Regions from separate parts of the Homo sapiens genome. Here all the other regions are linked to region 1. A link is a loop called in an ENCODE intact Hi-C map of the cell type or tissue named here. Cell type or tissue: PC-3. All regions are shown on one strand. Each heading gives the region's core, and the rest is flanking DNA. Links, peaks and the distances in the headings are about the cores only.

Region 1 (7,582 bases), core at 877-5,876:
GATCAAGTTGGGTGGTGTGGTATCACTAGTTTATACATGGGGTAAGAGGCACACAGCTAGCAAGCCAGAAGTGGGACTAAAGCTCTCGACATTCAGACTGGAGCTGTGAAGGACCGAATCATCATGTCTCTGCTTGGTACCAGGTCAAAGGCAAGTTTAGGACTTCAGGATTTCCAGAGGCCTCCCAGAGATCATCAGGAAAAAGTCCTAATAGAAATTACTACTTTTATAACAAAACTACAGGTGGCACTAGGCTGGATAATAATGCATTACATGCATGTAGAACTACATATGTTAAATGTTTCAAAAATAAAAAGCAAAACAAACATGAGTCTGACCACCAGGTTAATAGCTGAGGTCTTTATTTCAATTTCTATATACAGTAAAAGTGCTGCTGAGAATCTGCAGCGACCAGACAGAACATAAATTTAAATCTCTCTCAACAATTAGCAGCTTAAGATCTATCAACTACAGTGTTAACGTTCACACGTTCACAAGTGTCATTTCTTTACGTTTCAATTCGTGCAAGTGAGTTTTTATTCTTACACACTTTGATAAAACACACAGTCTAGTAGTCAATCCCTACTGAGGATATCACCTAGCATACACGACATACAGACAGCAATGTTAACTCTTAGAGCCACATTCAAAATCCCAGGTTTCATTTGGGGTTGGGGTGTGGGAACCATAATTTTGCCTGTGTCAGATTACAATAATGTTTGGTTTTGTTTTAGTTGCATATTTTCCAAAGCTGAAAGGCAGCTCCTCATTGGAACTCTCTCAGAACTCAGCATTTTCATCTGACTGTACCTCAAAGGAACATGAAATCAGAAACAAAACCAAATGCAGTGAAGACCACATGAAAATACGCTCATTATTTGGACATGGCTAGTGAGGAAGGCTCGCTCCCAATATTTGTCTTGGCATCAGACTTTTACTCCATTCAGAACAGGGGAGAGAGAAGACCCTAGTCAGTGAAGTATAAAATTTAACCTACTTTTGCTTCTTAAGGAGCCAGTAGAGTGGAAAGCCTTCCTTACTAGGACATACTGAGTATACCAAGGAATGGAAATTGGAGCAGACAGAAGTACCCTTCAATTATCATAAACAATGTAAAATGCGCATTCTACAACCTGAACAATCACCCAGGCCAACACAGCCAGCTTCACTCACCCAGGCTAGAGGCATGGACAAATAAACCAGGAATGTTTCATTTTAAAGGGAATGAATACAGTTTTCTTTTCTTTTTTTTTTAGAGGAGCATTCAAATGAGGGGACGTTTCCACCCAGAACAACTGTTAAGCCATTAGAGCGAGGTTATAGAAGAGCTCTGACAAGACAAAAGAACCCAAGAACAACCACAATGAAAGAAACTCAAAAGTAACAGGATGGGCAGCAAAAGGTACAGCAAAGAATGAAAACAGATGCATGGTTACAAACAGCATTAAATGCGTACAACTTCTGGGTCTGGTGAATAATTAAGGGACAAGAAAGCCATTACTGCACCTGATCTGCACTGAAGGTCCTTCCTAAGACAGTTTGAGAAAGGAAGATAGAAAGTCAGCATGGGACTATTTGGCTGGAGGCAGGGGGCTTTCTACAGGTGAAAACCTTCCTTTGATAGATAGAAACCGTCCCAGGGCAAATAGGAACAGTTTCAATCCATCTATCAAAGTGACTTCCAGTGCCCACAAAACTTAAGTCTTCAGGCAGTTTGGGGGACTCAAAGGTTCTAGCTTAGAAAAACTGGTGGATTGCTGCTAGGGCATCTTTTAAATAACTTTGTGGGGGCTCTCTACTCTGAGCAATTACGCTAAAGCAGAAAGTTAGGAGAAACTGTCAGTTCAAAAAGTTCATAGTGTCCTTTGGCACTCCTGCCTAAAAAGTCACTGCAATATTTTTAGGCAAAGTTAACATTTTAATACATATAGGCTTGGGGACAATTTGTTTTTGGCATGAACATGAATTGGTTCTAATTTTTTTTTTTTTAAAGAAAAAAAGCACCCTTGTGGCCCTGCTCTGGGTGCAGTTTTGAGGGGGCAACAGAGCTAGCAGGTGTACTACAATCAGCTGAGGTTGGGGTGAAGACTGGAGTACCTGAGTTAAAATATCAAAGTAGTTATGGAAACAACATGCTGGCTCTGAGAAATCCAGCTTGCCAAAGCAAAAGGAGGCTGGCACCATTAGGTAAACTGTCCTTTCAGACAGGCAGGGCAATGCTAATCTAGTTCTGAAGGAATTTCCTGGTAAGTGGAAACAGGCAAAGCATACTTTGTTACTCTTTTCAGGGCATCTTATATGCACTTGGTTGCACAGAATGAGGCTAAGAGGGAACAGCATTTGTGACCAATACTACAAATAATATGGAAAGATTAACCAAGCTCTCTAGATAAACTCTAAATGTTCAAGTTCCACCAGGATGATGGAACTGGTTATGCGACGGGGGAAGGCAGCTCAGTTCATTTTTCAAAACCATCTATAGAAGTCCACTGAGCATAATTAGGTTAGGTTAACAAGTCCGTTTACATTATAGGAAGCTGGCAACATTTCACACCCAAAACTTGGGTCCTGCTAACCTGACATTTCCTTCACTGCTCTTTAGGAGAATCACCTTTGGTTGATTCTCTTAGGCAGACAGAATAAAGCTTTGAAATTAAGAATGCTGGGGCCAAAATGAAGACAGAAGACTCCACATCATCACTTTGGTTGTAATTAGGGGTGTTAACAAAATAAATTAAGGAAACACAAGGACTTATTTATGACTCTTATAGTCTCAACTTTTCCTAAAGACAACCCCAGCCCAAGATCACTGGGTGAACGTTTTCTTGGGGCAAAAAAAAAAAAAAAAAATCCCTATCCTACTACACTGGTTTTTGGAAACAGCCTCCTGCTCTCCTTGCACAACCCTTTCCTCTTCAACTAAGCCAAACCCATAAAACGGGGGCGTAGGTATGTCGGGACACCAAAAAGCAGCAGCAGCAGCCAGAGGGAGTTTAAACTGCATCTCAAAACAAAGGCGGCAGAGGGCAGCATTTACAGCAAGACTTTCTTACTCAAACTGTTTCAAGACAAGAGGGAGCAGCACACTTAAATATCCACACATTTCTTCATTTAAAAACATCACTTCTTTATTTCAAAGGAAAAATAAAAGACCCTCCCAACCCTGTCCAAAAAAACCCAATAATAATAATAACAATAATAAAAAATCCTATTAGAAACCATAAGGAAGCACTGAGAGTTTGAGTATTACATTCTTCAAGTATGCTGTTCGGATTTTTTATTTTTAGGTTGGTAACTATACACATATAAAAAAACCTTAAAAGTGCGGCCAAGGGATTTTGCTTAAAATTAAGTATTTAGAGGGCTACTTAAAAATACTGTAGTAGGACTGTGCAGTGATCCTTTGGGGGATGATGCTTTCACTTTTGTATCCTCGTCAAGGTTAAGGGGCAGGTTCAAAAGTGATCATACTTCCAGGATTAGCGTAAGTGGCCAACTTGGGTGAGAAAGCCAGAGAGATCCATGTGTTCTTCCACGGACAACGAAAATCCACCCCGAATCCAAAAATTCAGACATGGAATGTGGTAGGATTTCACAGTAAAGTTAGTCTGGGATAGGGAGAGGTGATGAGCCCAGACAAGGCAGGGTGTTAGGTTTAACTGGTTTGCCCTCATCAGGTTTTCGCATCTTTTTAGTGGGTTTTAGTGCAGTCCTTCAAGCCACAATTTAGATTGCCCTTCGGTGTGCTCCAGATTGTTGGTTCATATTAAAGGACTGTTTTAAGATTTGCATCCCAAGGAAAATCATGCTACATAAAAATGATCCAAGATTTTCGCCCAAAAAACTTCTTGGATAAAATCTAAAAAATACTATTGCAATTGCGTCTCTTGAAGAAAAAAACATTATTCTAAATGTAAACAGATTCACTCAACTCTTTTTTTGTTGTAGAAAACTTCAGAGTAGGTAAGTTGCTGTCTAACTCTCTGCTGCATGCACTCGCCAGAGGGTAGGGAACAATGCCTTCTGTGCCAGCATCATCTAGGGGATGAAAAGAACCGTTCCACATAGCTGAAGAGGGCGTCCCAGTGCTTCCAGAGAAAGGCAATAAAAACCACAAGGAATAAAGTGCTGAACGTCCTGTTGCGAGTCTTCATGAGGGGGACCACACAGTTGGCTACAGTGGAGACAAAGACCAAAAGGACTGCCATGACAGCCAGGAGGATGTTGATGAGTTTGCCCAGAAGGTTCCGGGCAGTGGCATTCTCCAGCCCTTCTAGCTGCACCACCTGCTGCTGCTGCTGCTGCAGCTCCATCTTGGAGATGCGCGTCTGGCATGCCTCCAGGGCCTCCTGTGGGCCAGAACAGGGAAGAGTTAAGCCTTCTGCTCACAAGTATTCTGAGATGCTGACATGCCCCCTGGGCAAGCCAGATGCATCTTGAGCAATGCCAATGATTTTATAAATATGCTGGAGCCTTGAATGAATGTAAAAGGCTAGATGTATAACTCACTATTCAAGTGATTATTATTCCCCCAAATTGCCCTCCACTGCATTCCAGTGGGATGAGTCACAGGAAGCAGTGGCCACACTTAACATTTATTTAGTCTAGAACATTTTAATGACAAGACCACAAATATATGCTCTTTTTTCATTGAAAATTAATCTAAGTTGCACAGAATATATTTGTTCAACATAAAAAATTTCAAATAGGATAGTCTCTCTTGACATTTCCTTCAATTCCAATCCCTGTCCCTGAGGCAGTACTGTTTGTGTTCACCCTTTTATGTGTGTAAGTGTATGCATATATGTGTCAAGGAAAATATACGGAATTATTATTTTTATTTCCTATCTGTAAACTAAAAATAAAATCCTAAGACCCCCAGCCAAATGAACGGACTCCCTCTTGGCCAAAGTGGACCCCAAAGAAACCTGAAAAAGTGAGTTCTTGGCAATGATGGGAAAGAGGCTGGACATGCCTTATTATATCCCCTCCCTTTTTGAGTTGTGGCACAAATGACCAGCATTAATGTGAAAATAGAGATCATAAGACTGACAGAATGGACTCTTTGTGGCAGTAAGACATCAAATTATAAACAAGACCTAAGGCCATGCCAGACAAGGTTAAATCTCACCCTATAAACCATAAAATCTCATCAGTTTTTAAAAAAATTAACTGGTGTTAATGTGGCTTTCTTTCCAACCTGACTCAGGTATAGCATCACATGACAGACAACAGACTCCGTTAACTTAGGCATTTTTGTACTGGCTTCAAGTCTTTACACAAAGCTTAACTCTTTCAACCGACTGCCAGCTAAAAAATTCCTAAAGCCCACTATGACTTGTTAGCCCCTACTTAGAGATGGCCCACCTTTTTGGGCCAAACCAATGTATACTTTCCATGTGTTGATTTAGGATTTTACCTACAATTCCTGTCTCCCTGAAATGTATAAAGCCAAACTGTAACCCAACTGCTTCAGGCATATTTTCTCAGGACCTCTTCAGACTGTGTTCCCCAGGCCATGGTTACTTGTATTGGCTCAGAATAAACCTCTTTAAAATATTTTACAGGGTTTGGCTTTTCCAAACATGGAATAGTATCACACTATAGGAATCGATTCACAACTTGCTTTTTTTTTCATTCAACAGTGGGTCTTGGTGATCTCTCCATGTCAATACACAGAATCTACCTCATTTTTTTTTAACTGCTGCCTGGCATTTTATAGTATGGCTAGGCTATGTTATAATATATGCAGCTAGTTCCCCCTTGGGGATTTTTAGGTTGTTTTCAACTTTTCCACTATAACAATGATGCAGTGAACATTCTTTGAACATGCTTCCTTATACACACTACCTGGTGTTTTCTAAGTCAAGTCAATCCCTGACATCAGTGGAAAGGGATCTCTGATCTGCCTTCTTAAGAAGGGCACACTCTCCTTTAGTTTGATCCTCTGTAAAGAGGACACTATGCCCACACACTAGACCAAACATTAAAAGTGTCTATTCTTGCTATTTTTTTGAGACGGAGTCTCGCTCTGTCACCCAGGCTAGAGTGCAGCGGCGCGATCTCAGCTCACTGCCAGCTCCACCTCCCAGGTTCAGGCCATTCTTCTGCCTCAGCCTCCTGAGTAGCTGGGACTACAGGTGCCCGCCAACATGCCCGGCTAATTTTTGTATTTTTAGTAGAGATGGGGTTTCACCGTGTTAGGATGGTCTTGATCTCCTGACCTTGTGATCCGCCCGCCTCGGCCTCCCAAAATCCCAAATCCCCTGGGATTACAGGCGTGCGCCACCATGCCCGGCCTGTTCTTGCTATTTTTTAACTTTATATTATTTAATTTAAAAGTCTATATTACCAAGACCTGATTGTATATTCTGTATCGCTCAATTACTAAAAAAACTTGAAAATAGTGTAAAATACTAATACATTAATGAAACATTAGTAATGCATTAGTGACATAAAGTGCTAATACATTAATGAGTCTAATGTTTAGAATTACCAGTAACTAATAACAACTTGTCTTATAACATATGCAATTAGAAAAAAGCTTCCATTTAACATACGCCTAATTCCCACACCTCCCCCCAACCCCCCCAAAAAAAGTGTCTGTTCTCCTCAAGGTCATAGCCTTCACTCATGAGTTTAAATTAATTCCAAAGTATTCAAGGGATAGAACCTATTTCCCTAGCTATGGTCAGATATCCTCCAAAGTTGGTCTGAGCCTTGAGTTTTTCTGGTCCTGGTTTCCTGGGATTTGAGGTAAGGCTTGGGCAACTTCAGACTGACGCCAACTATAGACAGACAATGGATGCTGTCCAGTCCAGAAGGATCTTAGGAAAAAATAATTAAAACATAAGCAGGGCCTGAAGAAGATGGCATCTGGGTAAATGATCTAGACATTCCCTTGATTCTTTTAGGCTGTTGTAATACAAGTTTTCTGGCCCACTTCCCTTCTCTGAGACTAGTGTCTTTCAAAATGCTTTCATATGAAACCACTAAGAACTATTCCCTAAATACCTCCATATAGAAATAAGAAAAAATTAAATATTCTACTTCCTCACAGAATAAAATAGATGGGCTATTAGCCTTAATTAAACATTACTGCCTCACGGGTTATTCTTGCAAACTGTCAGGCAATGTGCCTATATGAGATTTGGATTTGGCAGCTGGAATAAAAGCCCCCTTTCCCACAGAAGGAGAAGACAAGGACAAAATGGCCCAAATACTTGTCAGAGCTGCTTTTGAAGCAGTAATGGACAAATAGGATTCATGTGGTTTTCCATACACTGAGATTACTGTGATCCTAAGAAACATTTCCCAAGTACCAAGCAGACATACCAACCCAAAATGGTATAAACTTTTGAGAAATGCATCTCAATCATTTTAAGAGTAGGTATACTCTTACACAGTTGGTATAAGCTTTTCTTTGTTCTCTACCTTCTCATCTTTTTTCCTTCCGCTGTTTTCCTTTTTTCTTTCTAACCCTACTGTATTTTGCATTTACACCTTTTCCTTCATACTAACCTGGATGTCCCGGGCCCGTTCATAGGACTGATACGCGATTTTTTCTTCCATGCTTGCCAGT
Region 2 (7,582 bases), core at 1,250-6,249, 82 kb after region 1:
TTTAAAACATGCATAGACTCATGAAACCACCAGCAGTATAATCAGGATACAGAGAAGTTCCAAAAGACTTCCTTATATAGTCACACCTAACCCCACCACTAACCCTTAACTTATTCTTTTTCACTATAGTCCTATCTTTCTGAGAGTGTCACATAAACAGAATCATACAGTATATAACTTTCTGAGACTGATTTATCAACACAATGTCTTTGAGATGCATAAAGGATGATGCATGTATCATAGTTCATTCCTTTTCATTGCTGAGTAGTAGTTCATTGTATGTATATACCACAGTTTATCCATTCACCTGTTGAAGGACATTTGGATGGTTTCCATTTTTTAGCAATTGTGAGTAGAGATGCCATAAACATCAGTGTAGAGGATTTCATAGAAATGTAAGTTTTCATGTTTCTAGGTTAAATACCTAGGCATGGATTTACTGGGTCACATGTTCAGAGTATGTTTAACTTAAAAAAAAAAATCACCAAATTTTTCCAGAGTAGTTTTGCCATTTTCCTTTCCTACCAGCAGTGTATGAGAGTTCCAATTGTTCTCTGCATCCTTGTCAGCATTTGCAACTGTCAGTTTTTTATTTTAGTCATTTTAAGAGTGGTACCTCATCAAGATTTTAAATGCATTTTCTTAATGGATACTAAGGCTAAATATCTTTTTATGTATTTAGTTGTCATTGTATATGACAACTTTTGTTGTCTGTTTTAAAGAATCTGTTTAAGACATTAAAGAATCTTTTGTAAAGAATCTGTTTAAGACATTTGACCATGTATTATATAGGGTTTAAAAATAAAACTATTGAGCTTTGACAATTTTTTATATACAGCTGTTCCTTGACTTTTGTCTCAATAAATGAACTGTGAGATGAAAATATTGGCCAGGCACAGTAGCTCACATGTATAATCCCAGCACTTTGGGAGGCCAAGATGGGAGGTCACTTGAGGCCAGGAGGTTGAGACCAGTCTAGTCAACACAGCAAGAATCCCATCGTAAAAAAATAATAAAATGAAAATATTGCAAGTTGAAAGTGTATTTAATATACCTAACTTACTGAACATCATGGCTTAGCCTAACCTACCTTAAATTGCTCAGAACGCTTACATTAGCCCACAGTTGGCAAAATCACCTAACGCAAAGCCTATTTCATAAAAAGGAATGAGGCCAGGCACAGTGGCTCATGCCTGTAATCCCAGCACTTTAGGAGGCTGAGATGGGAGGAATATTGAGCGGAGATGGGAGGAATAATTGAGCCCAGGAGTTCAAGACCAGCCTGGCCAACGAGTGAGACCTTGTCTCTGCTTTTAAAAAAATTTTTAAATAAATAAAATAAAAAAATAGAAAAATAATTTATTGACTATTGTACTGATAGTGAATAACAGAATAGTTGTACAGGTACTCGAAATATGGTTTCTGCTAGACATATATTGCTTTTGCACCATTGTAAAGTCAAAAAAATTGTTAAGTTGAACCATTTTAAGTCAGGAACCATCTGTATTCTGAATATAAGTCCTTTGTCAGATATGTGATTTACAAATTTTTCTCCCAATATGCAGCATGCCCTTTAATTCTCTCGATAGCATCTTTCACAGATTAAAAATTTCCTGTGTTGTTCTAAAAGTTTCATAGTTTATTTTATATATTAATTTATGATTTATTTTGTGTTAATTTTTATATAAGGTGTGAGAAGTTCAAGTTTTTGCCTACAGATTTCTACTTTTTCCAACACCTCTTTTTGAAAACACTATCCTTTCTCCATTGAATTGCCTTTGTATTTTTGTGAAATATGAACTGGCAATATTTACGTGGGTCTATTTCTGAACTTTCTATTCTATTCCATTAATCTACATGTGTACCCTTTTACTAATATGGCCTCATCTTGGTTACTGTAGCTTTATGGTAAGTCTGAAAGCTGGGCAGAATAATTCACGTAACTTTATTTTTCTTTTCCAGTATGGTTGACTCTTCTAGTTCTTTTGCCTTTCGATATATATTTAAGAATAAGCTTGTCTATCTCTACAAAAAGGTCCTGCTGAGATTTCTGATTGGAATTGTGTTAAAAGGATAATAGGGAATGCCTACAAAGAACTGTGTGTACATAAATCAACAGTTTACATGAAGCGGACCAAATTCTCAAACAACAAACTACCAGAATCACCTAAGATGAAATAGATAAACTGAATGGTTATATAACAGTTTTTAAAATGAAATTTTGTAATTAAACATATTCTGAAAAAGAAATCTCCCTGTGGTTTCACTAAATTCTACCAAACATTCATTACAAATAAATCAATTCTATACAATCTGTTCCAGAAAGCAGAAGGAGGAACTCATTTTATGAAGCCAGCATTATCCAGGAATTAAACCCGGAGAAGATCTGTTAAAACAAAACAAGACAGCAGACCAATAGCCCTCATACTAGCAAATCAAACCTAGCAATGTATATGAAGAATAATATACCATAACCAAGCAGGGTTTGTATCAGGAATGCAATGCTGGTTCAATATTTGAAAACCAAGCAAGGTAAGCAACATTAGCCCAGAGAAGCAAAACCACATGATATCAATTTATACAGGAAAAGCATTTGAGAAAAGTCAACAGCCACTCATTATTAAACTCTTAGCCAATTAGGCTGGACGCGGTGGCTCACACCTGTAATCTCAGCACTTTGGGAGGCCAAGGTGGAGAGATCACATGAGGCCAGGAGTTTGAGACCAGTCTAGCCAACATGGTGAAACCCTGTCTCTACTAAAAATACAAAAATTAGCTAGACATCGTGATGCATGCCTGTAATCCCAGCTACTTGGGAGACTGAGGCACAAGAATCACTTGAACCCAGGAGGCAGAGGTTGCAGTTAACCGACATCGTGCCACTGCACTCCAGTCTGGGTGACAGAGTGAGACTCCGTCTCTAAATAAATAAATAAATAAGAACTCTTAGCAAATTAGGAATAGAGGGGAACTTCATCATTTTTTTTTTTTTAAACAGGCGTGAGCCACCGTGCCTGGCCCAAAATTTTTTTACACAGCAGCTAATTTCATACTTACTGGCTCAAGCCATCCTCCCACCTCAGCCTCCCAAGGAGCTGAGACTACAGGTGTCAGCCCCCAAGCCCGGCTAGTTTTTCGTATTTTTTTTGGTAGAGACAGGGTTTTGCCATGCTGCCCAGGCTGGTCTTGAACTCCTGAGCTTAAACGATTCACCTGCCTCAGCCTCCCAAAGGTCTGGGATTACAGGTGTGAGCCACTGTGCCTGGCTTCCCATATGTTTTAAAGAATCTCTAGATTTATAATACCCAATGCAATGCCTACACATCACTTCATTCACATGGATTCAACATAGTATTTCATGTGTGGCAAATTCAAATTTTGCTTTTTGGAACTTTTTGAAATTTTTTTTCTAAATATTTTGTGTAGACTGGCATAGTATGTTGCAACCTTGCTAACCTCACTTAGTTCTAGGAGTATTCTGTGGATTCCTTGGTTTTCTACATATACAGTGATGTAGCCAGTGAATAGAAATTGTTTTACTTCTTTCTTTCCAATTTGTATGTCTTTTATTTCCTTTTCTTGATTTATTTTACTGGCGAGAACTTCAATACCAATAGAAATTGCCAGAGAGGACATCCTTGCACTGTTCCCCAGCCAGAACTCCAATGTCAGTTAAGTTTTCAAAGTCTTTGCAGTGCTTTTTGGATCTGTCCCACAGATGCACCACCCACCCTGTTGCCAGTCTGGGACTTGGCAATGGTCTAACCCCTACTTCATTTCTCAAAGTCTAGGTATACTGTTTGGGGTCAGATTTCTGCATGCAGACTGCATGAATAAGCTCAAAAATTCATAATAAAATTTAAAGAGTTTATTTTCAAATATCTTATAATCTCCCAGTACTTTCTAGGTCAATGGGATTCCCCTTTCTCATTACCTAGTCAGAAAGCTGGTATGTTATTTACTCTGCTCAGCCATACAATTTCCATAATAGTGCCTTTGTTTGGAAGCAAGCAGATGAAGGAGAGAGAAAAAAAGCAATTGAGACTCATTCCACCCTCTTGTAACCACAGCTCCACTGATCTGAGAATGGTTCCCTAAAATCAGAGTTTTAAGCTCTTGCTAGACCCCAATCTGCTGTCACTGCAGGACTGCTTGAGGTTCATGGTGCAAGAGAACAGAGGAAAGAAAAAGGAAAAAAGAAAAAGTTTCTGTACTTTCTATTAGTATTACAATATCGCCTTCCCATTCTTTGAACCAGAACTGAAGGCTTCTCCTAGAGTTCTCTTATCCACATTAATGTCCACTTAGGGGTTTTAGGCTGTGTTGATTTGAAGCCTGAGGATATGAGAGAGGTGAGAATGATAAATTAAACCCTGGTTCAACAGTACTTCAAAATCTGCTCCTTCTTAGTGCAACTTTTAAGATACGTCTTTTGGAGTCCTCAAATAGTTGCTCTAGGCCAGGTGTTTTAGCTGAGTTCAGTAGAAAAGACAGGTGAAATGTGTTTGCTCCATCTTACCCATAACAGGCATCTTAAGCCACGAAGTTCTGAGGTGAACTGTTACACAGAAATAGATAACTGGAGTACAATCCAACTCAAGAAGCAATCATTCAAGTGTGGTGTACATGAAACAACACAGCCTTTATGCATCTTCTCTAGAAAAGTCACCAGATAATTATAAAACAGATGCTATCAGTTCAATGGCAGACTATTCTCTGCTTTCTTACCTTGGCTTCTAAGAAACAGATTCAATAGTTTCATTATTGGAGTAATCAAAGTGATAGCAGTAAAAACCATGGAAGCCTCTTAGTAGATGTGGGTTTATTCTGCTGTCAGGTATAATTTGTCAGTAAGGGTTTGGACATTTCATTCTTTCATGCCCTGACTGGTATCAGTCAGAATTAAGAGAATCATTGGAGGAAAAGGGAACAACGAGGAAAAATTTGGAAAGTGGAAATGCCCTAAGGGAAAAAATTTTCCCCAAAGTTATTCTTGTATAGAATTCCTAAAACAAGGTTTTAGTTTTGCGGTCTTGAAAACAGAGTATTTCACCAGCAAGCAGCATTTCATTCAGAATAGCCTACCAACCTGTTTGTATAATTAAGCACTAATATTTCCTGAATTAAAATATCTAGGATGTCAATCAGCTCCACTAGCTATCATAAGCTTTGCCCAACATAAACAAATCACTACACAGAAAGAAACTGTGTAGATAGCACCATTTCACATCCACGAACAGGCAAAAATTTTAAGTGTTTGTGAAGATGCAGGTCAATGGGAACTTTCACACACTACTGATAGGAATAAGTTAGCATAATCACTCTGGATAGCAATTTAGCAATATCTAGTTAAACAGAAGATGAATATACTGTATAACCCAGTAAATCCATTCCTAGGAATTACTAGATAAATTAGTATATACTAGAGAAACTCCATATATTTGCATAAGAAGACATGTTCAAGAGTATTCACTGTAGCACTGTTTATGAAACAATGAAATATTGAAAACTGTATGTCCATTAACAGGAGAATCAACTTACAAACTGGTATATTCATAAAACAGAATACTATACAACAAGTAGATCAGAACTATATGTTATCAGTGTAAATAATTTCAAAAGCATGATATCAAGTGAAAAGAGTAAAGAAATTTTGCGTATACAGACTTGCATAACATGTAGAAGAGAATCATTTACATAAAATTTAAAATCATGTAAAACAAAACTATATGTTTTTTTATGGACAGATGTACATGCAATACAAGTACATAGACATATTTGTTATTTGAGAGGCTGAGGTGGGCAGACTGCTTAAGCTCAGGAGTTTGACATCAGCCTGGGCAACATGGAGAAACCCCGTCACTACAAACAATATAAAAATTAGCTGGGCTTGGTGCTGGTGCCTGTAGTCCCAGCTACTTGAGGCTGAGGTGGGAGGATTGCTTGAGCCCAGAAGGCAGAGGCTGCAGTGAGCTGTGATTGCATCACTGCACTCCAGCATGGGTGACAGAGGGAGATTCTGTCTCAAAAAACACAAAAGAATAAAACACATATGTTAATGAAAAACACTAAATTCAGGATAGTACTTGTCTCTGAAGAAGCGGAATGGATTGAGGAATGGTACACAAAAAAATGAAAGTACCAAGTTTGAAAAGCTTGGTAATTGTGCTTGAGTGTTTGTTGTTATTCTCTTTTTCATTTTTCTTGCATACAGCCACCCATTAATCTCTTTATTTTTCTGTTCGAAATTTTTTTTTTTTTTTTGAGATGGAGTCTCGCCCTGTCACCCAGGCTGGAGTGCAGTGGCGTGATCTCGGCTCACTGCAAGCTCCGTCTCCGGGTTCATGCTGTTCTCCTGCCTCAGCCTCCCAAGCAGCTGGGACTACAGGCGCCCGCCACCACGCCCGGCTAATTTTTTACATTTTTAGCAGAGATGGGGTTTCACTGTGTTAGCCAGGCTGGTCTCTATCTCCTGACCTCATGACCCGCCCGCCTTGGCCTCCCAAAGTGTTGGGATTACAGGCGTGAGCCACTGCACCCAGCCTCTGTTTGAAATATTTTATAACACAAAAATCAGAAAGAAAAAAACTATGAGAACATATATACATTACATTGTTAACATTCAAATGTTTAATGAAAGAATATTCTAACAATATGTTAGCTAAACACACTTCGCCAAAAAAGTGTGTTTAAGCAAGCTAAAAGGGGCCAGGTGTGATGGCTCACTCCTGTAATCCCAGCACTTTGGGAGCTGAGGCAGGAGGATTGCTTGAGGCAAGAGTTTGAGACCAGCCTTGGCAACACAGTGAGATCCTGTCTCCACAAAAAAGGAAAAAGAAAAAAATAGCCAGGTGTTGTGGCACGCACCTGTAGTCCTAGCTACTTGGGAGGCTGAGGCGGGAGGATCTCTTGAGCCCAGGAGTTCAAGGCTGCTGTGAACTATGATTGTGCCACTGCACTCCAGCCTGGGCGACAGAGCCAAGACTCTCTTAAAAAAAAAAAAAAAAGCAAAGAGAACCAGGGATTATGAAGATTTAATACGTTTCAAAAGTGCATGTAAGAGAGCAAGTGAAAAACAGGTTAGCTTCTGTTATATCCTAAGTAAAGGTCTCATGACTCAAGACAGTAAGGAGAGGAGCAGCCTCTATGAGCTCTCTTGCTTTCCCCACCATCATCTGCTACAATACAGTACAGCAGGTTATTTGGCACATCTTGCAGCCTGGCAGTGATTTCGTTCAAAGCTGCGAACATGGTAGAAGCCTGCTGACCTTCTGGGGGGACTCCTGGAACATCAGAGAAAGAAAAGTCTACATGGAGTAGAGCCGAAAGACCTGCTCTTATCTGTAGACCTTAAGTAATGTACTTTGGCCAGAGTAGAAAGGGGAGTTTTACTCATTCTATACCCTCTTCTGGCTCTCATATGACTTGCTGGGTAAGAAAGTAGAGAATTTGTTTTTTTGATCTTACAAATGACCCAAAAATCTGCTGGGTCACCTGAGTTAAGGCTGTGGATCTCGTGCAGGGATTGTGAGGAGGATGAGCAAGTGATCACCATGTTCACTTGGTATCTACTGGCACAAAT
Region 3 (7,582 bases), core at 1,387-6,386, 140 kb after region 1:
GTTTCACCATGTTAGCCAGGATGGTCTCGATCTCCTGACTTCGTGATCTACCCACCTTGGCCTCCCAAAGTGCTGGGATTACAGATATGAGTCACCGCACCCGGCCAGACACACCAGAAATTTAGGGAGGCAGTTGGTATGGGGAAACAGAATGGGTTTGCTTGTTAGACCTACGTTTGACTCGGCTTCCTATTGATCTTGTCCAAATGACTTAACTTCTCTGAAACTCAGTTTCTTTTAATGATAAAAAACAAGCTGATACTATCTAACTCAAGAATTAAATGAAATATCCACATTGACAGGTTCTAGACTATTTTGGATGGCTCACGCAGGAGACATGGGGCAGGAAGAAAAAGGTTTCCTTAATAAGTATTTTTGAAGTCACATGTAAGATAACTATAAAGGAAGAAAATGATCTAAAATGGCAAGGAAAATTGAGAACTTTTCTGTGAATCACATAACTGAGATCCAGTCAAAGAGAACAGGTGAGCATCTTTCTTAAAATGGAATGTTTTTTACTTCACCTAAATCTTAATTTACTTCCTTTTTTAACTCAGATGTGAACATCTACCAGCCTACAACAATCACTTGAATATTTTAAGGAAAATATCCAGTGTAAGTAAGCATGACTATCAACCTTAACATAAAAAGCATCTAAAGTGGGTATTAGGCTTAAAATTACTGCAAACGTTTATATCTTCTTTCAGAAAATTTCCAAGAGAAATTAAAGAAATTTAAAGATGGTCACATCAGTACTTTCTTTTTGTTAAAACAGGAAATTGTTTTTAAAACTCAGATCTTAAGACAACTCTACTCCTGTGGAAAATTACTTATTAGCAAAAATGCTTGTTACTGAAGTCGGAAACATCTGAAATTGCTGTTCAACTGTATATATATATATACATATATATATATACACATATATATATCTATGAAAAAACGATTTCATTTTGAGTGTTCAATATGTGCCAGAAATACCATAAACTGGGGTATGGCAGGTCCCTGGCTCTCAGGTAACCTATGGATTTAGCTGAAAAGACAAATAGAGGCACGATGCATTTGCTGATATATTTTTTTTTAAGACGGAGTCTCGCTCTGTCACCCAGGCTGGAGTGCAGTGGCATGATCTCAGCTCACTGCAGCCTCTGCCTCCTGGGTTCAAGCGATTCTCCTGCGTCGTCAGCCTCCCAAGTAGCTGGGACCACAGGCACGCACCACCATGCCCGGTTTATTTTTATATTTTTAGTAGAGATGAGGTTTCACTATGTTGGCCACGCTGATCCATTTGCTGAGTTTGTTTTTTAAACTCACTAACATAACTATTCGGTTTCTCCTTCATATTTAAGTGCCTTACAGACTGAAATAATTAAAAATATTTTTTCAGTTCATTACTCTGATAGAACAGTAAATCTGATAGACAACAAATTTCCTTAGCTTTGGTCTAGATCATCCATTATAGGATCCATAAATCACATTCAAATGAGCAATAAGGGTACCAGGAAAAGGAATGAAAAAAGGCTACATCTTTGAGTGTTTTTATGTAATGTACCTAAAGAGAGGATGCATCCCATTCCTTCAAAAGTGTACTTTTTGTAAATCAGTCATATACATAGTATAGAGTGAAGAGGGTAAAGTTTAAAAAATAATTGGGAGAGAAGTACTGGCAGCAAAATACCCATAATATAGTTACCTTCTAATTAGAAAATTATCACCTGGCTCTCAACTATCAGACACTCTTGTGCAGGAACGTCACTGCCCTGATATCTACCCATCTGCTTTTTAAATGTACTATATATATGAAAATACAAGCACTGGAGGACATTGAAAGAGCAACAAAAATGATTCTTTTTATTGTGTAAGAGAAATGTGGAGGCCTTCAAACACACACACACACACACACACACCATGGAGCAGGGGGGAAGGGAGCAAGTTAAATATATTTTAATACTCCTAAAAATCCCGTTAGGCTTAGAAGTCCCAAGAAAAACTATGCATATGTGACACAGGGATGGAAGCAAGCACTTTGCTCATTTCTGCATCAGTGCACACACTCTACACTGGGGTCACCTGTGAGGGAACTAAAGGTTTTCCCTTAAGATCACAATACATTTCAGGATCTAACAATTCTGATTAACAGCCAAGGCAGTGAAGAATGCCTACAGACTTACTATTTGTTTAAGCTTCTGTATTCAGGGAATGAACTGTGACACAACTGAGCCACCAACTGCTACATTTTTTAAATGGAGCTTTTAAAGAACACAATGGGTTTTGAAATAAAGCTCAACTCTTACCACACCTCTTTCCATATTAGTTTCTGCACTAAATGACTGGGTCAAGGAGGGCTGGCTACAGGCAGAGTGGATTTCATAAATCACCATCCCCTCTTAAATGCGTGCTTCACCTTTTTACTATTTTAAGTATGATTTTCTCAGGTTAAAAAAACTTTTCCCCAAAAGCTGCACACATGGAACCTGCTTTTCATCAGAACTCTGTAAAAACTGCTTTGTGAGCCTCTCTGTAACTGCTTTTCATATACTTCATTAAGTATTCAAGTTTCTCAACACAACCACTCATTTTAACATTTTAATGCCAGTCTTGCTCATTAAACTATTTTGTGGTAGTTTTTCTCAGTTTAATAGTGAAATGTATGAAAGCACTGATTCCACAGAGAAGAAGGCTTTCTCCTCTTGGTCCACAAGCTGACAGATTAATTGCTTATTAAATATACACTTTCAACCCACAATTATCTCTTTCACACACACCCTTCTGGAAATTCTATCTCAGGAGCAAACTACAACTTTGCCCAAATTCAGATGACAGCTGCAGTTTTAGGGGAACACAATCTGGGGCTGCCAGTGCAGTCAGCCTTCAAGCTTTGTGCCTGTCAGATAAAAGAACAAAAGGCAGTGCTTCCTCCCTCAGCCCCTCCTTAGCGCTGGAGGACGGCAGGCTTGACAGAACAGTTCCAGAGAAAAAGGAACCATGCTGAAGCAAGTGAGAGTTTCCCCTCCACAAACATAGAAAACTACCAACCCACCTTGGATAGCTGCCTCCTGAGGCTAAAGCGCTGAACCATGATCACCCAGAGGATCTTCAGACAAAGCAATCCACGAAGGGTTTTTTAAATAACAGCTTCTTGGGAAAGTCGGTGGCAGAACATTTTGAAGACTGCCAGAGAAGTGCAAAGAATTTCCCTGGGAGTCTTAGCAAACTTGGAAAGCCTTCATTGTTCTATCAAGAGATACTGGAAAACCTACGTGGGAGAGGGCAGGGTGGGTGGGGCAGTAATCCTGAAGCCGCTGTGCCCAGTGCCAAGCTCTTCTAGCACTTCCTGTGAGTCAGCTGTGAGGGGTCCAAACACAAGGACCACCCCTTCCCTTTCCACCAGACCAGTAGGCGAGGATGCCGCTGTGGTGCTACCTGAAACTCCAGAGGACAGACCTGATGTTCCGGTCTCTGTGGGAGGAGGAGTGGTGTGCTGGGGTCAGACAGCATCTGCTCCAAGTAGGAGACAGGCAACTGCACCAATTCCTCCCCTCTTCAGCCGTCCCAGCAGCAGAGAGTGTCCACTGCAGACAGCAACGCACCCTTCTCTACCTCCACCTTAGGTAATCCTTTAAGGTGAGGCAGTGTGAAAAAAAAGGAGGTGGTGAAAAGCAAGCCCCTGGCTGTACCAGCTCCCTGCTCAAGAAGGAAACTCCTCCCAGCTGGGCTCGGCAGCTGTGCGGCTTTGTCTAGCATAATTGGCCAAGCCTTTCCTCTTATTCACAGGGAGGGGTCCTGCCTCAGGAAGGAATGTCAGGTGCAGAGAGGCATACTCCGACGGTGACTTCAACTTGTGCCAAAGTTAAACACATTAAAGTGGCCTCCTGAGGTAATTGCCCTCTCTTGTTGGAATGAAGTAATTTTTTAAAATCTACACACAAAACAAAAGGAACAGCTCAGAGTGAATCAATGCAGGTAAAGAGGTATGAAAAATAACTGTAAGAGCAGTTCCAAAGATAAAAATATTCCTATCTTTGCCACTCTTCCTCTGTTTGGGTCTGCTTCCAGACAACCACTGTGAGGATAACGTTTCATTTAATGAAACTTTCCAGTCTATGTGCTCCTCTTGGAATTGTTCATTACTTCTGAATGAATTTAGTACTGTTTAGGGCAGAACTCATTCGTATATTTTTTTTCCCTGTTCCAGTGTCTCTCAATTTCCTGTGAGCAAAGTTATGTCATATGCTACATTTAAAGCCTTTGTTGGAATGAACCTACTATGTGCAGTCACTATGTTAGGCAGTTCACATTTATTATCCTATTGATTTATCAAAACAACCTTATAAAATTTGTATTACAATAGTCCTCCCTTACCTACAGTTTGTTCCCACAGTCAACTGCAATCCAAAAATATTTAAATGGAAAATTCCAGAAACAAACCATTCAGAAGTTGTAAACTGCATGCCGTTCTGAGTAGCATGATAAAACCTCATGCCATCCTACCTGGGATGTGAATCATCCCTTTGTCCAGCCTATCCAGCCCTGGCTCCCACCCGCTAGTCACTGAGTAAGCGATTTGGTCATCAGATCGACTGTTGCAGTATGGTAATGTTGTATTCAAATAACCCTTATTTTACTTAATAATGGTCACAAAGCACAAGAGGAGTGGTGCTGGCCTACTGTTATAATTGTTCTATTTTATTGTTACTGTTAACATCTTACTATGCCTAATTTCTGAATTAAACTTTATCACAGATATGTGTATAGGAAAAAACACAGTACAGTCGTAACCCACATGACATTTCAGTTAACAACTAGCCACATATATGACAGTGGTCCCATAAGATTATAATACTGTATTTTTATTGTACCTTTTCTATGTTTAGCTATGTTTAGATACACTAATACATACCACTGTATTAAAACTGCCTACAGTATTTAGTACAGTAACATGCTATATAGGTTTGTAGCCTAGGAGCAACAGGCTATACCATATAGCCGAGGTGTGTAGTAGGTTATGCTATCTAGGTTTATGTAAGGACACTCTACGATGTTCTCACAATGATGAAATCACCTAACAATGCATTTCTCAGAAGTTATCCCAGTGTTAAATGACACGTGACTGTATATATAGGGTTCAGTACTATCTTCAGTTTCAGGCATCCACTGGGGGTCATGGAACATATCTCCTGTGGATAAGGGAAGACTACTGTAGTATCCCAACTCTTCAAATAAGTAGTAATTTCTCGCTCTAAAACCTCAATATGGCCAGGTTCAGTGGCTCATACCTGTAATCCCAATGCTTTGGGAGGCTAAGACAGGAGGATCACTTGACACCAGGAGTTCAAGACCAGCCTAGGCAACAAAGCTAGACCCTGTCTCTACAAAAAATAAGAATAAGAAAATTAGCTAGGTTTGGTAGCATGTGCTACCTAACTACTACTCAGGAGTCCTAACTACTTGGGAGACTGAGGTGGCAGGATTGCCTGAGTTCAGGAATTTGACGCTGCAGTGAGGCATGATGCTCCAGTCTGCGCAACAGAGTGAGACCTTATCTCTAAAAATAAAAACTAAATAAAACATCAATATTATTGTGAGAAAATCATGTAGTGTTTGTAACTTTTTTCTTCAGGTAAGAAACACAAAAAAATGAATTTGAAAAGACAGGTTTCTATGCAATGATTATTCTCAACTATGCTCGTATCATATACTACCAGTATCCAATTATCACCAAATAGGATCTAAAATTTTACCTAAAAAATAACACACATAGGCCAGGCGCGGTGGCTCACGCCTGTAATCCCAGCACTTTGGGAGGCTGAGGCAGGTGGATCACGAGGTCAGGAGATCGAGACCATCCTGGCTAACACGGTGTAAACCCCATCTCTACTAAAAATACAAAAAATTAGCTGGGTGTGCTGGCAGGCACCTGTAGTCCCAGCTACTCAGGAGGCTGAGGCAGGAGAATGGCATGAATCCGGGAAGCGGAGCTTGCAGTGAGCCGAGATCACGCCACTGCACTCCAGCCTGGGCGACAGAGCGACACTCCATCTCAAACAAAAAAAAAAAACACGTATTTCATAATATCTCGGGAAGAGCAGAGAAGATGCATCAAATTCAAACAAATAATAGGCTGCCAAGTCTCCAAAAAAAAATTACCTAACCAAAATGTATATATAAAACGTTTAGGCTGGGCATGTGTGCTTATGCCTGTGATCCCTGCACTTTGGGAGGCCAAGGCAGGCAGATTGCTTGAGCTCAGAAATTCGAGAGTAGCCTGGGCAACACGGTGAAACACCATCTCTACAAAAAACACACAAAAAATTAGCTGGGCATGGTGGCATGAGTAGGTGGTCCCAGCTACTCAGGAGGCTGGAGTGGGAGGATCACTCGAGTATGGGAGGTGGGAGCTGCAGTGAGCCAAGATCATGCCACTGCACTCCAGCCTGGGCGACAGAGAGACCCTGTCTCAAAACAAAACAAACAAACAAATCTTTTACTCTTAAAAACTTTAAGCAGAAAGAAGGTTGAACATATCTAAGTGTATTTTTTGTAAACTTCCAAAGCTAAAAAGCTTTTAGATGAACACCTATAACCAAAAGTAAAGACTCCTTCATACCAAGGTTCAGAGAACACAATATAACCTAACATTTAAGCTGTTTAAAATTTAATTCCAAGTGGAAAGTAGGTTGACAGAGCACCCGAGTTGTGTGCCTTTTTTTTTTTTTTCTTTTTTTTTTTGAGACGAAGTCTCGCTCTTGTCCCCCAGGCTGGAGTGCAATGGCATGGTCTCAGCTCATTGCAACCTCTGCCTCCCAGGTTCAAGCAATTCTCCTGCCTCAGCCTCCCAAGTAGCTGGGATTACAGGCGCCTGCCACCATGCCCGGCTAATTTTTGTATTTTTAGTAGACATGGGGTTTCACCATGTTGGTCAGGCTGGTCTCGAACTCCTGACCTCAGGTGATCCGCCCGCTCAGCCTCCCAAAGTGCTGGGATCACAGGCATGAGCCACCATGCCCAGCCGCCTTTCTGGTTTTTGAGTGGTAAGAGTACCAGTACCTCCATTTTTCTCGCAGAGATAGTGAAACAGTATTCTGAAATTATCTCCTAGGAATGTAAGAAGGATTCATGAAATACTGATGCGGAAATAATGAAGTGCCTTACAGAAAGACACACTGTCTTAAACACACAGTGTTTCTGATTGATATAAGCAACTAGAATCCTAAATCATTGCTAAAAGATTCTTCCTATCCAAAAAAAAAAAAAAAAAAAAAAGGAAAGGAGACAGGGGTGTGAAACAAGTGGTAAGTGAAACTTAATTTCCCTCACTAACAAGGCAACCTGCTTTCAGCCTAAAGAAGTGCTCAGAATGTTTTCTACTAATGAAATGGAAACATAAATAGTAACAAAATTCAGTAATTTCTCCATTCTAAATTGCACAGACTTGTTAACTATTTTCCTACAAACTGCCCAAATGGGAATAGCTCATTAACAAATAACAAAGTAATAGTCTCTTTCAGAAATTATTATTCTTTTAGTTACTGTCTACATTTAAAGCAAGGAGTGAAGAAATCTATTTTCAAAATGTTTAGTCAAC
Region 4 (7,582 bases), core at 1,334-6,333, 110 kb after region 1:
ATCACATTTAATGGTGAGAGAATGAATGCTTTCCCTTGAGATCTGGAACAAAGTAAGGATATATTTTCTCACAAGCCCTATTTAACAACACGAAGTACTAACTGGTGCAATAAGGCAGGAAAAATAAATAGAAAGCATACAGATGACAAAGAAAGAAATAAAACTCTATTCATAAGTAATATAACTGTCTAGAAAATGCTAAGAATCTACAAAAAAAAAAAAATCCCCCAAACAAAAGACCCACTAACAAAAAAACTCAACCTTCTTGAACTAAAAAATAAGTTGCTTCAGTAAGGTCACAGGACACAAGGTCAATATACAAAAGTCAATGGTATTCCTATGTACCAGCAATGAGCAACTGAAATCCCAAATTAAAAAGCAATACCATTTATCACAGCCCCCTCCCATTAAAGGAGCACTTAGCTATAAACGTGACAAAATATATGCAGGATCTGTATGTGAAAAACTACAAAACACTGATAAAAGAAACCAAAGAAGAGTCAAATAAATGGAAAGGGACACCATGTCATTTACTGGAAGACTCAATATTGCTAAGACTCAATTCTCCCCAGTTTGATCAACATAATCCCAATCAAAATGCTAGCCAGGTCTTTTTATACATATATAAAGTTATTCTAAAATTTACATGAAAAGACAAGGAATTAGAATAGACAAACCATTCTGGAAAAGAAGAACAAAATTAGGGGAGTCATATGACCTGATTTTAAGACTTACTACAACAATCAATACAGGGTAATACCGGAGGAAGGATACGGTCCACAGATCAATGGAATACAATAGAGAGTCTTAAAAAAGACCTTCACAAATATAGCCAACTGCATTTTTACAAAGGTGCAAAGGTAATTCAATGGAGAAAAGATAGTCTTTTAAGCAAATGGTGATGGAAAATTTGTATGTCAATATGTATCCCTGCCAAAAAGGAATCTCAGCATATTTACATCTTATTACAACTTATACAAAATAATTAATTTAAAATAGCCCATAAGCCTAAACATTAAATGCAACATTATAAAAAATCTTTTAAAAAACAGAAAAAAGGCTGGGTGCAGTGGCTCACACCTGTAATCCCAGCACTTTGGGAGGCTGAGGTGGGTGGATCACCTGAGGTCAGGAGTTTGAGACCAGCCTGGCCAACATGGTGAAACCTCGTCTCTACTAAAAATACCAAAATTAGCCAGGTGTGGTGGCGGGCGCCTGCAATCCCAGCTACTCGGGAGGCTGAGGCAGGAGAATCACTTGAACCCGGGAGGCGGAGGTTGCAGTGAGCCGAGATCGCACCACTGCACTCCAGCTAGGGCGACAGAGTGAGACTCTGTCTAAAAAAAAGTCTACCTGACCTTGGGTTTGGCAATAAGGTTTTAGATATAGCACCAAAAACATATGATAAAGAAAAAAATGACAGAAAGATGTCAACAATAGACACTGGGGACTAGTAGAAGATAGAGGGGGGAGGGGAATAAGGGTTGAAAAAGTAATTATTGGGTACTATGCTCATTACCTGGGTGACAGTATCAATCATACCCCAAACCTCAGCATCATGCAATATACCCAAGTAATAAATTGTACATGTACCCTGAATCTAAAATAAAAGTTGAAATTATTTAAAAAAGAAAAAAATTGGTGAGTTAGATTTCATTAAAAGTGAAAACTATTGATTTGTAAGAGAAAGGAGAAAGTGCTAAGAGAATGAAAAGATAAGCCATAAATATTTGTGTGGGAGAAAATATTTGCAAATCAGAAATTCTGATAAAAGATCTAATCCAGAATATGTAAAGAACTCTAAAACCTCAATAATGAGAAAACAATATAATTTAAAATGGGCAAAAGATCTGAAGACACTTCGTCATAGTAGATATACAGATGGCGAACAAACACGTGAAAAGATATTCATCATCAAAACTAACAGGAAAGTGGAAATTAAAACCCCTAGATAGCATTACACACACATTAGAATACCCAAAATCCAGAAACAGACAACAAATCCTGGTAATGTGGAACAAGAAATCTCATTTGTTACTAGTGGGAATACAAAATGGCACATTCAGTTTATAAGAAACTGCCAAGGCTGGGGCGGTGGCTCACGCCCGTAATCTCAACACTTTGGGAGGCTGAGGTGAGTGGATCCCTTGAGGTCAAGAGTTTGAGACCACCTGGCATGGTGAAACCCTGTCTCTCCTAAAAATACAAAACTCAGCTGGGCGTGGTGGTGGGCACCTTTAATCCCTGCTACGCAGGAGGCTGATGCAGGAGAATTGCTTGAACATGGGAGGCAGAGGTTGCAGTGAGCCCAGATCATGCCACTGCACTCCAGCCTGGGCCACAGAGCAAGACTCCATCTCAAGAAAAAAAAAAAAAAAGAAAAAAAAAGAAAGAAAAAAGAAACTGACATACTGTCTTCCAAAGTTAAACATAGATTTATCATATGATCTAGCCATCAAGCTCCTATATATTTATCCAAGTGAACTGAAAAACCTGTATGTGAATGTTTATAGTAGCTTTCTTCATCATCACTAAATACTGGAAGCAATCAAGATATCCTTGAATGACAGAATAGGTAACTGAACTGTAATTACATTCATACAATGGAATACTACTTAGCAATAAAAAGGAAAATGCTATTGTTTCTATTGATTCAACAAGACAGATGAATCTTTATTTGTTTTGCTTTTTTTTTGAGACAGAATTTCGCTCTGTTGCCAGGCTGGAGTGCAGTGGTTGCAACCTTCGCCTCCCAGGTTCAAGAGATTCTCCTGCCTCAGCCTCCCGAGTAGCTGGGACTACAGGCGCCCACCACCAAGCCTGGCTGATTTTTGTATCTTTTAGTAGAGACGGGGTTTCACCATGTTGGCCAGATGGTCTCGATCTCTTGACATCGTGATCCACCCACCTCGGCCTCCCAAAGTGCTGGGATTACAGGCGTGAGCCACCGCACCCGGCCAGATGGATGAATCTTAATGCATTCTGTTAAGTGAAAAAAGCCAGACTCAAAGTGTTACATGTTGTATGATTCCATTCACATGACTTCTGGAAATGGCAAAACTATAGTGATGGAAAATGATTAGATTGCCAGCAGTTGGTAGTGAGGGGAGTTGTTGATTATAAAGTGGAAGCAAAGCGAAATTTTTAGGGTAAAGGAGTTGTTGTGTATGGTACTATAGGATACATGTGTCATAAATTTGTTTAATATAGTTGCTGCCTCAGCATTCATCCTTAGGCTTGACATAAGTTTCTGAAATGCCTCTCACCCTTGGCATAGTTAAAACTTCTCCTTGCTGTGTGGCTGTTTGCCATATGGCCTGCTTCTTCCTCATCTCATTGACCCAAAGCCCACAACATTCCAAACTGCAGATCATAATAAAACCTAACAGTCAACACCAGAGTCATACAAATAAGTTTCCCCTTTCACTCCTGTTTTCTTTAACTTAGCCAATCTACAATCTACAACCCCCAAGGGAAAGATAATGCCCATGAACCTTAATAAAGGCACAGTCCCACAGGTCCTTCCTCCCTTTTTCTTTCCTTCTCTCTTACTCCCCTATCCTCTGGTTGAGCTCCCTGCCACCTCCAGTCTTCCCACTGCCACCCCTCAGCAACCTTTCTGCACTCTGCAAATTACAAATTTCTTCTCTCTCATGCATTTTGGTTTAACTTTCTTACTGTGTCTCACCTGACACACCTGAATATAACCCTTCCCTGCCAACCAGGGCTCTCCTAAAGAGTGGCTATCCTGGCTTATGACCCCTCTCAACAGAAAGACAAAGACCAAAATAAAAAGGAATCGGCTGGGCATGGTTGCTCATGCCTGTAATCCCAGCACTTTGGGAGGCCAAGGTGGGGGGATCATTTGAGGTCTGGAGTTTGAGACCAGCCTGGCCAACATGTTGAAACCCCGTCTCTACTAAAAACAAACAAACAAAAAAATTAGCCAGGTGTGGTGGTGCACCCCTGTAGTCCCAGCTACTTGGGAGGCTGAGGCACGAGAATCGCTTGAACCCAGGAGGTTGAAGGTTGCAGTAAACCCAGATTGTGCCACTGCAGTCCAGCCTGGGTGACAGAGAGAAATTCCATCTTAAAAATAAATAAATTAAAAAAAAAAGAAATCATAACACTCAAAATCACAACATGACTCCATGCATTTGTCCAAACCCACAACTGGACATCACAAAGAGTAAACTTTGATGTATGTGAACTTAGAAAATGGAAAAAAAAATCAACCATGCAATGGGGATCTCTGAATGAGATAAAGATTGTGAAAAATGAATCTACCTTTAATACAAATACCTGATATAACATTGGAAAATAGTGTTTTGGCTGGAAACTGTAAGACTGAAAACAAAAGGAACTATACATAAACACTGTATGCTAGTTGGTAAATTTGTTTCTCCCAGATCCACAGTCCTGAAACTGCTTTACATGTATACTGTGGATAAACAATAAGTAAATGGATGATGGGTGGTGGATCAGATGTCTTACTGTTGGTGAGGGAATTTACAGATAAGCAAAAAGAAAAGGCAAGAATGAACTTTGTGGTACTAGATTACAGTTGGAGACATCTAACAGATATCTAATGGAATTCATGTTTAGGTTAATAATTGTACAGGTGGATACATAATTACAGATGTGCGCATATGTGAGTTGGTATACCTACATACATACATTTTCTAGTTCTGTAAGCTAAAAGAAGCAATGACACTCCCGTAGCAATCTTGGTTGCTAAATCCAGAACCCAAATCTTGGTTGCTAAATCCAATAAAAGGAACCAAGACTCCTTTGAGAAATAGCTGATTGTAGGGCTGGGGCAGGGAAAATACAAGATGAGTCTGGAGTATCTTTATGTTAGTATCATAAAGTTAGTTTCCAAATTATTTCCTTTTATGTCTTCCCAAATGAACAGATTTGTATGGGTTTTTGTATAAGTGCTTTTTGAATTGTGGTTAGAATTTACCATCCTAACCGTTTCTAAGTATATAGTTCAGTAGTGTCAAATATATTCACATTGTGCAAACAGAGTTCTGGAATTTTCTCATCTTACAAAACTGAAACTCTATACCCAATAAACAATTCCCCATTTCCCTCTCTTCCCAGCCCCTGGCAACCACCATTCTACTTTATTTTTCTATGAATTTGACTGCTTATACAAGTGAAATCATATGGTATCTTTTTGTGACTATTTCATTTAGCATGTCTTCAAGGTCCATCTATATTGCAGTATGTATGTAGCATGTGTCAAAACTTCCTTCCTTTTTAAGGCTGAGTAATAGTCCATTGTATGTACGGACCACATTTTGTTTATCCATTTGTCTACCAGCAGATATCTGGATGGCTTCCACCTGTCAGCTATTGTGATTAGTGCTAGTGTGAACATGGAAGGTTTGTGGGTTTTAAGTGGTTAGATAAACCACCAGATATCTCAAAGCAAGCCCTACTATTCTTCCATAACTGCCTCCAAACTCCAAGTGACCTTACATATCAACCACTACTTTAATTCTTACACTTGTGTAATTCATGACTTTTTTTTTTTTTTTTTGAGACAGAGCCTTGCTCTGTTGCCCAGGCTGGAGTGCAGTGGCACAATCTCGGCTCACTGCAACCTGGGCCTCCTGGTTTCAAGCGATTCTCCTGCCTCATCCTCCCAAGCAGCTGGGACTACAGGCATGTGTCACAACGTCCAGCTAATTTTTGTGTTTTTAGTAGAGATGGGGTTTCACCATGTTAGCCAGGCTGGTCTCGAACTCCTTACCTCAGATGATCCACCTACCTGAGCCTCCCCAAGTACTAGGATTATAGGCATGAGCCACCATGCCAGGCCTATGACCATTTTTGAGAGTTTTTTTTTTTTTTAAGAGACATGTTGCCCAGGCTGGTCTCAAACTCCTGGCCTCAAGTGATCCTCCTGCCTCAGCCTCCCAAAGCCCCCCGTCTACAGGCATGAGCCACTGCAGCCAGCCAAACTTTTTTTTTTTTTTTTTTTTTTTTTTTTTGAGACGGAGTGTCGTTCTGTCACCCAGGCTGGAGTGCAGTGGCGCCATCTCGGCTCACTGCAAGCTCCGCCTCCCGGGTTCACGCCATTCTCCTGCCTCAGCCTCCTGAGTAGCTGGGACTATAGGCGCCCGCCACCACGCCCGGCTAATTTTTTGTATTTTTAGTAGAGACGGGGTTTCACCATGTTAGCCAGGATGGTCTCGATCTCCTGACCTCGTGATCCACCCGCCTCGGCCTCCCAAAGTGCTAGGATTACAGGAGTGAGCCACCGCACCCGGCCCAAAAAAATTTTTTTTAATTAATAGATTTTATTTTTTAGAATAGTTTAAGGTTTACAGAAAAACTGGAGAGATAATGCAGAGTTCCCTTATAACCCCTCTTCCCTGCACTGTTTCCTAATATCATTAACATCTTCCAATGGTGTGGTACATTTGTTACAAGAGATAAATCAAAACTGACATATTAATTCTTTGTTTTTTCTTTTTTTGAGACAGGGTCTTGTTCTGTCGCCCAGGCTTCAGTGCAGTGGCATAATCACAGCTTACCGCAGCCTCGAGCTTCTGGGCTCAAGCCATCCTCTCACTTCCTCAGCTCAAGCAATCCTCCCACCTCAGCCTCCTGAACAGCTGGGAACACAGCAGCGTGCTACCACGCCAGGCTAGTGTGTGTGTGTGTGTGTGTGTGTGTGTGTGTGTTTTTGAGACAGTCTCGCTCTGTGTGTGTGTGTGTGTGTGTGTGTGTGTGTGTGTGTGTGTTTTTGAGACAGTCTCGCTCTGTTGCCCAGGCTGGAGTAGTGGCGCGATCTCCGCTCACTACAAGCTCCGCCTCCCGGGTTCACGCCATTCTCCTGCCTCAGCCTCCTAAGTAGCTGGGACTACAGGCGCCCGCCACCATGCCCGGCTAATTTTTTGTATTTTTAGTAGAGACGGGGTTTCACCGTGTTAGCCAGGATGGTCTCGATCTCCTGACCTTGTGATCTGCCCGCCTCGGGCTTCCAAAGTGCTGGGATTACAGGTGTGAGCCACCGCACCCGGCTAATTTTTGTATTTTTTGTAGAGAAGGGGTTTCGCCATGTTGCCCAGGCTGGTCTTGAACTCCTGGGCTCAAGCAGTCTACCCACCTCAGCCTCCCAAAGTGCTAGAATTACAGGTGTGAGCCACTGCACCCAGCCCACGTTACTATTTACTAAATTCATACTTTAGAGTTCATTCTTTGTGTTGTACAGTTCTACGGGTTTTGATGCATGCACACGCATCCATGTATCAGACAGAATACTTCCACTGCCCTAAAAATCCCCTGTGCTGGCCGGGCGCGGTGGCTCACGCCTGTAATCCCAGCACTTTGGGAGGTCGAGGCGGGCGGATCACGAGGTCGGGGGATCGAGACCATCCTGGCTAACACGGTGAAACCCCGTCTCTACTAAAAATACAAAAGAAAATTGGCCGGGCGTAGTGGCAGGCGCCTGTGGTCCCAGCTACTCGGGAGGGTGAGGCGGGAGAATGGCGTGAACCTGGGAGGCGGAGCTTGCAGTGAGCCGAGATGGCGCCACTGCACTCCAGCCTGGGCGACAGAGCGAGAC

What was found. Peaks named below come from ENCODE experiments on the same cell type or tissue, not always from the same donor. Only the 100,000 strongest peaks of a DNase experiment are listed, where the experiment ranks them.
Region 2: it touches region 1 in a loop (5-fold over the local background); 14 of 110 quality-filtered maps call a loop at or near these places.
Region 3: a loop joins it to region 1, with 5 times the contacts of the local background. A loop is called at or near these places in 9 of 110 quality-filtered maps.
Region 4: a loop joins it to region 1, with 4 times the contacts of the local background. A loop is called at or near these places in 3 of 110 quality-filtered maps.

The regions. Positions count from the first base shown.
Region 1 is chr3:129,647,447-129,655,028 of GRCh38, forward strand. TMCC1 (transmembrane and coiled-coil domain family 1) reads right to left here. Exons shown (of 7, transcript NM_001017395.5): 6 at 7,522-7,582; 7 at 346-4,349. The coding sequence ends at 4,035. Among named protein-coding and RNA genes, the nearest start is that of PLXND1, 45 kb to the left of the region's middle. RefSeq lists a silencer at 4,160-4,454. In PC-3, for the core only: a CTCF peak has its summit at 3,019 (motif pointing right); DNase peaks (open chromatin) are centred at 3,005 and 4,555; H3K27ac peaks cover 2,391 bases.
Region 2 is chr3:129,728,657-129,736,238 of GRCh38, forward strand. All of the region lies in intron 4 of TMCC1 (transmembrane and coiled-coil domain family 1), which reads right to left. Among named protein-coding and RNA genes, the nearest start is that of PLXND1, 130 kb to the left of the region's middle. RefSeq lists an enhancer at 6,333-6,833. In PC-3, for the core only: no CTCF peak of the experiment used is centred there; no DNase peak of the experiment used is centred there; H3K27ac peaks cover 1,227 bases.
Region 3 is chr3:129,791,287-129,798,868 of GRCh38, forward strand. The region is part of intron 4 of TMCC1 (transmembrane and coiled-coil domain family 1); the gene reads right to left. Among named protein-coding and RNA genes, the nearest start is that of TMCC1, 99 kb to the right of the region's middle. RefSeq lists an enhancer at 3,017-4,216. In PC-3, for the core only: no CTCF peak of the experiment used is centred there; DNase peaks (open chromatin) are centred at 3,405, 3,795 and 4,525; H3K4me3 peaks cover 3,212 bases; H3K27ac peaks cover 4,156 bases.
Region 4 is chr3:129,753,738-129,761,319 of GRCh38, forward strand. All of the region lies in intron 4 of TMCC1 (transmembrane and coiled-coil domain family 1), which reads right to left. Among named protein-coding and RNA genes, the nearest start is that of TMCC1, 140 kb to the right of the region's middle. In PC-3, for the core only: no CTCF peak of the experiment used is centred there; a DNase peak (open chromatin) is centred at 3,334; H3K27ac peaks cover 356 bases.